3 separate regions of the Homo sapiens genome follow, and regions 1 and 2 are each linked to region 3. The links are chromatin loops, found by intact Hi-C in ENCODE. Cell type or tissue: GM12878. All regions are shown on one strand.

Region 1 (2,500 bases), 59 kb after region 3:
GAGTGTAGATTTTGCAATCAAAATCTTGACCACATTTTAACATTCTCCCTTCAGTCTTCTAATTCTCAGTCAGAGGTCATCATTGTCACTTTGTGGCTTGACTTTGCAGCCACGTCTTCCAAAGGCCTGTTGTCTTCTCACCCCAGCACCCGCAGGACGTCTGCAGGGAAGCTACGTTGCCTCCCTGAGGGCCTGCAGGCCTGCTGTGATCCAGCACCGTCATAGCCAGGTAAGATTTGCATTGTCTCTTCATCTGGTCACAGACGGGCTTTTCCCTTTTTATAAATTTGACACACAATAAACTTTGAGTGAGACCAAAATCAAGGAACCCAACGTGTGTACCAGGGATCCATTGAGAGGGTCATTTGCATCAGGGCATGAGTTTTAGAGTCCGACAGCTTGGAGGCAGGTCGTTGCTCTTGTTCGGGTCAGAAATCTGGTAGTTCTTCACTCCCAGCAGGACTGTAAGGATGAAGAATTCAACTGTTTTGACTCTACACTTTCAGAAATAGAGCTTTCCTTTTTAGAGAGAATAGTCATAATTCTCTCTTATCTTACGCTTTCACTTGGACTTTTTGTGTGTGTGTGCTGTGCTGGCCTGATTAGAGTCTGTTGTCTTTAAGGGTTTTTCTGAAACGTTTACTCAGGAAACACATGGAATGCACTCTGACAAGTAAAGCCCACATCTCCACTATTTACTGAGGCTTTTTGTTTTCACATATTAAATATCTCATGCCTTACCCAAATACTTTATTTGCCAGTAAAGACCCAAGGCTTCAGGTGCAAGGAAAGGAAAGGGAACCAGTGGAAATCAGTGGAATCCCAGTAAGAGGGGAAATATTTCATGAACTTTATTTTTAAAAGCAGGTTTTTAGGGGTACTAGAAAATTCCCCAGACTTGTTTCATTAGAAAGAAAACACAGTATGTGTCAGAGTATGAAAACAGGAAAGGGTGAGAGAGTAGCCGTTGTTTGATCATCTCAATCAAGGGGAAATTTGTCTGAGGTAAACAGTTCTCAGAAACAGCAATAGTTTCACAGACTTGATTTTTAAAATAGTTTTGGTATCCTCCAAATCAGGCCTAGACTAAAAGTCTGCACTCCTTAGGACAATGAAGGCCAGTATAAGTCTTGCAATAATTAGGACTTGCAATAATTACCTTGGAACCCAAAATGGTGATGACTTTTTTTTAATCATGGAGTAACTTAGAGATAACAATGTCTAATTTATGGAGATGAGAAAATAAAAACCAGACTGAGTTAAATATAGTTCTTACCTGCTGACAATAATAGCATGTAAATTGATTGAGAGGTAATTGAAGGAAAAGCATATGGATATATTTAGATTATTCAAGAGAATAAAATATTCACTAACATTAGACACATTGATTAAATATACATGAAAAAATTCTAGGGATACACTAAAAGACTAGAAATAAACTGCATAACTTCCAAACTAGTAGAGGGAAAAAAAAGCAATACAGATAAGGCAACTTATTTTATAAATTTCTATAATCATTATGTTGATTATATTTAAGAAATAAAAATTAAAGATGACTGCACTAAACATTCAATTTAAGAAGTCAACTTTGAAAAACAATATAGACCCAAAGATAGTAGGAAAAAGAAATAATAAAGGCAAGAGAAGAAGTTAATAAAATAGGAAACATAAAAGCTATAAAGAGGATCAAGATGCTAAGAGTTATATCTTTAAAAACACTAATAAATGGATAAACTTCCAGCAAAACTGATCAAGAAAAGACAGAGAAGTTATAAATAAAAAATATTAAGACTGAGATAAAAAGAGGACCAAACCACAGATGTAGCAGTAATTATAAAGATAAAAGAAGAATATTATAAGTTTATAAAAATAATTTGAAAAATTATATGAAGCAGCCAACTTCTCAGAAAAATATAAATTACCAAAAATGACTCAGGCAATAATAGAAAATCTGACTGGCTTGATAACTGTTAACAAAATTAAGTCAGTAATTAAAAATCTTCCCACAAGAAACTCTAAGCCTAAATGGTTCTACAGGTGAGTTCTCACTAAATTTAGGAATAGATACTTTCAATCTTACCAAATTCTTCCAGCAAGCAGAAAAAGAGAAAACATTATCTCAACTTATTTTACAAAATTTGTAAAATCAGGAAAAAAAACTAATGCATTAAAAATAGAAGCAAAACTCTCAACAAAATATTGACAGACTGAATTCTATATAATATAATCCTACATAATATGTATTATATCACAATCAAGTTAGGTTTATTCTAGGAATGCAGGGTTAGTTCAAACTCAGAAAAATCTATTAATATAACGGATCTAACAGATTAAAGAGGGCCAATTAATCATCATAGAGATTCAGGAAAAGCATTCAATGACATTCAATATGCAATAGACTAAGAATAGAAGAAAACTTTCTAGTTTGATCAAAGACCTTCACAAAAAAATGACAGTAAACACCCAATGTTGAAATACTAAAAATTATTCCCTTTGAAAT
Region 2 (2,500 bases), 130 kb after region 3:
TTAAATATATTCCAACTACAGCACATGGTCTCCATGATCATCATAGAAGGGAAAAGAGAGCTAGAGGATCCACAGGAAGATTTTCAGTGCCAGGCCTACCTAGAAATGTTCATCTCACTCCTGTCCATTTTCCCATTGGCCAGAATTGTCCAAGACCCACCTGGCCCATGAAGGCTTGGAAAGGGAGAGGGACACCTGACCACTGGGTGAGCATGAAGAATCTCTGCCACATATTTTCCTTAAACAATTCATCTCTCTCATTAGTTGCCTTGTTTAAATTGCTGTTGTTAAATACATTTAGTTAAGTATTGGCGAATGAATTAGTCAAGAAAGGAGAAATATATTCATCAAGGTTAAAAAAAAATTAAAAGCCGGTACCAGACACATCTTCTTCTGAGTCATCTCAGTGTGATTTATCTAGTAATGAGTTAAATGTTTGCTGTATATTTACCACGGAGTGAGACAGAGCAGCCTTTATGTTCTCAGCAACAGCTTCGAACGCTGCCAGCATTAGAACCTATTTGTTTTATTGAGAAGAGGGATTGTTGGCTGGAACACAAGGGCTCCCCATTACTCTTTCTGGAAAAAGCAATGGGAACTTTAACTTTTCTCTGGACAGCTACCAACATCTATCAGAAGAAACAAGAGTGTAACGTCTCTTTCTGAAGGGCCGCACTTAGAATGCCTAACAGCCTCCCAGCCTCTACTGGTGTCAGCAGTGGATAGAAGTCCAAATGCAAGCTATTCTGTGTTTACTGGAAGTGCTAAAGTGAATCAACCCTATAAACGGAAAACAACAAACTGACCTGACCTGGAATACTAAATGAAACCGAAGTCCAAAGGTACCAAGCTCAAAATCAAGAGCAGAGGCATTCAAGTGTACCCTCTTCCCCCCAGGATTAATTCTGAGTTCAGACAGAGACATATTCTATGACCTCAAGTAGAAGACTTCATGTCTCTGCACTTTGGCTAACTCAAGGTCAAACTCAAGTCTCTATCAAAGTTTTCTACTTCTCAAAGTTGAGTTTTCTAAAACTCTTTTTTTCAACTGACTGCTGACTTTAAATCTTCCACATGGCTTCCTTCAGCTTCAGTAGACTATCTGCTTCCTCCTAATTCACAGAGAAAACTGAGAAACGAGTGAGAAAACTCCCAACTCTGTCCACACTGCCCACAAGTTTTTCAGCCAAGTATTTTCCACTTCCTGTCCTGTTCATTCCTCCACCCACCACTGCCTGGCTTCCACCTTCGCTGCACCACTGAAGCTGCTCTGGTTAACACTGCTGCTGCCTTAACCTGAAGAACACTTGTAAATCCCTGTCTCATTTGACCTTCCCTTGGCATTCAGTACGGCTGTTGACCATTTCTTCACTTTCCATTCTGCTGGTTCCTGGTTCTCCAGGTTTCTGGTTCCCCTAACACCTACCAAGTCTCTTTAATGCCTTCTTAAATGTTGCTGTTGCCCCAGGTATCCCATTTAGCTCTCGGCTAATTCATTGAACAAGGCTTTCTTGAATGAGGAAGAACTTAGTGGAAAGGCTAAAGCCAATCAGCTCCTCAGAGTGAAAACGGGCACAAGGGTTGGCACCAGAAAAACAGAATAGAATAAGATCCACCCCTGTCCTCATGGACCTATGCTCTGGATCTCATTTGATTGCCCCAGCATCTACCCAGGCGCCCACGCTGAAAACTGTCACACTCACAGCCAAAAGATCCCCGAATACAGTCACATCTGTCTTTTGAAAATCTTTTGCATCTGCTCACTCTGCTTCCTCTGTGTGGTCATCAGCTGAGTTCCAGCTTTTGTCATCCATCACCTGGACCAATGGCAATAAATCTTCCTTGTTCACTCTGACTCCAGCCTCACGTCCCTCCAATCTTTCCTGCATATTGCATTCACAATGATTTTTAAAACACTCAATGTGGTCACATCATTCTTCATTCAAATCTTTTCAGTAGTTCCCCCATCATCTCCTTACGAGGCTTCTCATGAGCTGGCTCTCACCAGCTTCTCCTGTATCTCTTCTACTACTCTCCTGCGCACATCATAGCCTCCAAAATTAATAACCACCTTAGAGTTTCCCTGAGTGTTGACATGTTATCACACTTACACAGCAATAGCCTTAAGAAATCCTTTACAATCATGTGACTGAGATTCTTCATGTTATCTATGTAGTTTACTTTTTATACCACAAGTCTTGCACATAAAAGCACATTGACTTACTCATCTAACAGGCATCTCAAACTTAACTTATCTGACACAGAAAAACCTGCTCTTTCCTGCTCTTCTCCATCTTCACTGCTCAGGCCCGAAAACTCGGAGGCAAACACAATTCCTCTCCCTTTCCAATATGTCCAAATCAGCTGTCAACTCCATACCCAATATATAGCCCAAAGCAATCCACTTCACTCCATCACCATGGCTGTCTCCACAGTCCATGTCACAGTCTCCAGATGACTATAAAACTTCCCAGCAAGTCTCCCTGCATCCAGTCTTGCC
Region 3 (2,500 bases):
CCATTATCCAAGATAAACCAGTCTGTGGAATTCCACTTTTCTCAAGCATTCTTTGGGACGAGTTTGTCTAGCTGCAAGTTAGAAGATTCAGCTCTAATTCACAGCTTGTACTAAATACAGGCTTCCTCTAACTTATTTAAACTACTGTGTGTATCTGTGATCCCATGACTAATGGTAATAATGAGCCTAAAACATCCATGTGAATTAATACAGGTTGTGCACAAAGAAAAGTGTTAGTAAAAATTGGAAACCTGGCAGGACGGGGGTACTAAACTTCTTGGAGGGTCATTTCTCATTCTCAGAAGTAGTGTTACTGCTGTGATGTGGGAAAAATCTGGCAATGATTTTGTGGGCTGGTGATGTTTCCAGCATGGTTGATTCCCCATAGGACTGCCATGTTGAAAAACTTTAATGTGTTGTATTACTAATCTTTCAAATGCAGAAGAGAGTTAAGACACTGACCACAAACTTCCTTATAGTCACCTTAAGTTTTGCACATATCAAATTTACTATTTGCTTTTTCTCCTTTTGGCACACTTTCCTGTATGGTGTCCATCTTTGGAAACTAGTGAAATTCTAGTCCAATGTGTATTCTCAAAGGATAATTCATGAACCAAGTGTGTGAGATAGGCATGAAAAAAAATCGTGTTAAATAATTTTGGAAGTGCTGCAGTTCATAGTGTGGTGTTACACAGTATGGTAGTATATTCAGAGTATACTAAGGACTCATGCATACTGAAGCATTTTTAAAAATTAATTGATCTTTTGTTGAATTTCAAATTTCTCAAAAGTATTTGCCATGAAACCCTTATTTGCATAAGACCCATTGATATCCTGTGGAACTAGTGTTCTGGAGACTACACTTTGAGAAACAATGCTTTAATGCAAATTATTGGATTACATTTTTCCTCATTGGAAGACTTGTTTTCCTCTTGCTGTGGTTCAATTTTGGTCCGTGCATCGTGCTTGAAGAAAATATATTTGCATCAGATGACGAACATGTTGATAAAAAGAAGATGGGGACAAATAACATTTTTAGAAAATAACAAGGAATCATCTTTCAGTTTTGCTTATTCTCCTAATTACATTCCTCTATCTCGGGAAAAAGTAGAAACTCTTTTCAAGGTAAAATTTTTTATACTTTTCAATATTATTTGGGTACCTTGAATTAATTCATGACTCCCATGAGGATCAGTGCTTAAATCCAACCAAATAAAGGACATCTGTCCCCCTTTCTTCCTTGGGCTACAGTTGCTTGTGCAGTGGAAAGGAAAGCTATGATGAAACAGAAATCGCAGGTGTTTCAAGTAAGGTTGGTGATGGGGATGAGATTGCTCAGCTCCGGAGCTCTCAGCTACTACACACTGGGGCACCTGTGTTGTTCAGTGCACTAGGGGGCGCCGTATCCATAACAATTTACTCAAGAAATCACAAGTTCTTTCCAAACCTCCTTTCTCTCTCTCACTTGCTCATTTTCCTTTATTGCTTTAAAGCAGTATGGCCCAGAAGAAACTCATGGTTGGTGCATTTACCTGGTACATTTACCAGTGTACATACACACTGTTGATCAATAAGTTATTAGCGTTCCCAGGTCTTCTGGCCTGATTTAAGTTTTGTTGCTATTATTTTTAGATTAGCGTTGTATTTTTAAAATCAGTCTTTATCAGATCATCTTTCCTGAGTTTGTTGTATAACTAAAACATGATGACAATTCTGGTTCAGTAATCAAGAGGTGACCCATGTGATGACTGTCCCAGATAACCTTCAGGCAATACCATAATTGCCACAATACAGATAAGTAGAAAGTGTGTTTAATGCAAAAAACAAGGATATAGGAAGATGTCAAGAAAGAGGCATTGCCCCGTTATCAAGGCCGGCCACACTAGAAAAGGATTCAGGTAACTTTCAGTTTAAATTATTTTCATCTACAAAAATTTATTGGCACACATAGGGGCTACATGGGAGGTCAGTAAAGACCTCAGTAAGGAGAAGACCTCATGTGGGATTTGAGCTAGAGCAGCGGAATTTGCAGATAATAGCAAGGCAGATCATAAGCACAAATATCACTCGGCCCTTGCAGCAGATTTGCAAGAAAGAGGCATTGTCATCCCTATGTGTATAACGGGAAACAAAGCCTCCATGAAGTTAAACAATGAGCCCGTGACAGCACAGTAAGGAGCAAAACCAGGATGCACACTCAAATGTAACATGCTCTTGCTTCTTTTTATTGCTTGTAGGAGGCAAGATAAGATTGAGCCAGATTGCTAAAAATTTTGGAAGAAATTTTTATTTACTATAAGGGCAATGAGGAAGCTTTGGGCATTTCAGAACACAAAAGTGACATGAGGAAATCATTTTCCTTCTTCTAAATTAATTAGCACCCTGTGTATCTCCCCCAGCCCTGCCTACTTCTTTGCAGATCTCTAATCTCTGTGTAGATGGTTATATGGATTAGGAAACTAAGGCTCAAAGAGGCAAATTGATTTTCAAGAGGTCACAT

Evidence for each region. A loop is a pair of places that touch in the nucleus more often than their neighbours do. Peaks named below come from ENCODE experiments on the same cell type or tissue, not always from the same donor. Only the 100,000 strongest peaks of a DNase experiment are listed, where the experiment ranks them.
Region 1: it touches region 3 in a loop (5-fold over the local background); 6 of 110 quality-filtered maps call a loop at or near these places.
Region 2: a loop joins it to region 3, with 2.7 times the contacts of the local background. A loop is called at or near these places in 4 of 110 quality-filtered maps.

Annotation. Positions count from the first base shown.
Region 1 is chr6:149,140,071-149,142,570 of GRCh38, forward strand. It overlaps LOC124901426 (a long non-coding RNA gene), which reads left to right and starts at 79. Exons shown (of 2, transcript XR_007059807.1): 1 at 79-229. RefSeq lists an enhancer at 426-655. In GM12878, no CTCF peak of the experiment used is centred here; DNase peaks (open chromatin) are centred at 291 and 981; H3K4me3 peaks cover 1,257 bases; H3K27ac peaks cover 1,921 bases.
Region 2 is chr6:149,211,879-149,214,378 of GRCh38, forward strand. No RefSeq gene overlaps it. Among named protein-coding and RNA genes, the nearest start is that of TAB2-AS1, 44 kb to the right of the region's middle. RefSeq lists an enhancer at 1,214-1,333. In GM12878, no CTCF peak of the experiment used is centred here; a DNase peak (open chromatin) is centred at 1,149; H3K4me3 peaks cover 609 bases; H3K27ac peaks cover 757 bases.
Region 3 is chr6:149,081,050-149,083,549 of GRCh38, forward strand. No RefSeq gene overlaps it. Among named protein-coding and RNA genes, the nearest start is that of UST-AS2, 50 kb to the left of the region's middle. In GM12878, a CTCF peak has its summit at 1,390 (motif pointing right); no DNase peak of the experiment used is centred here.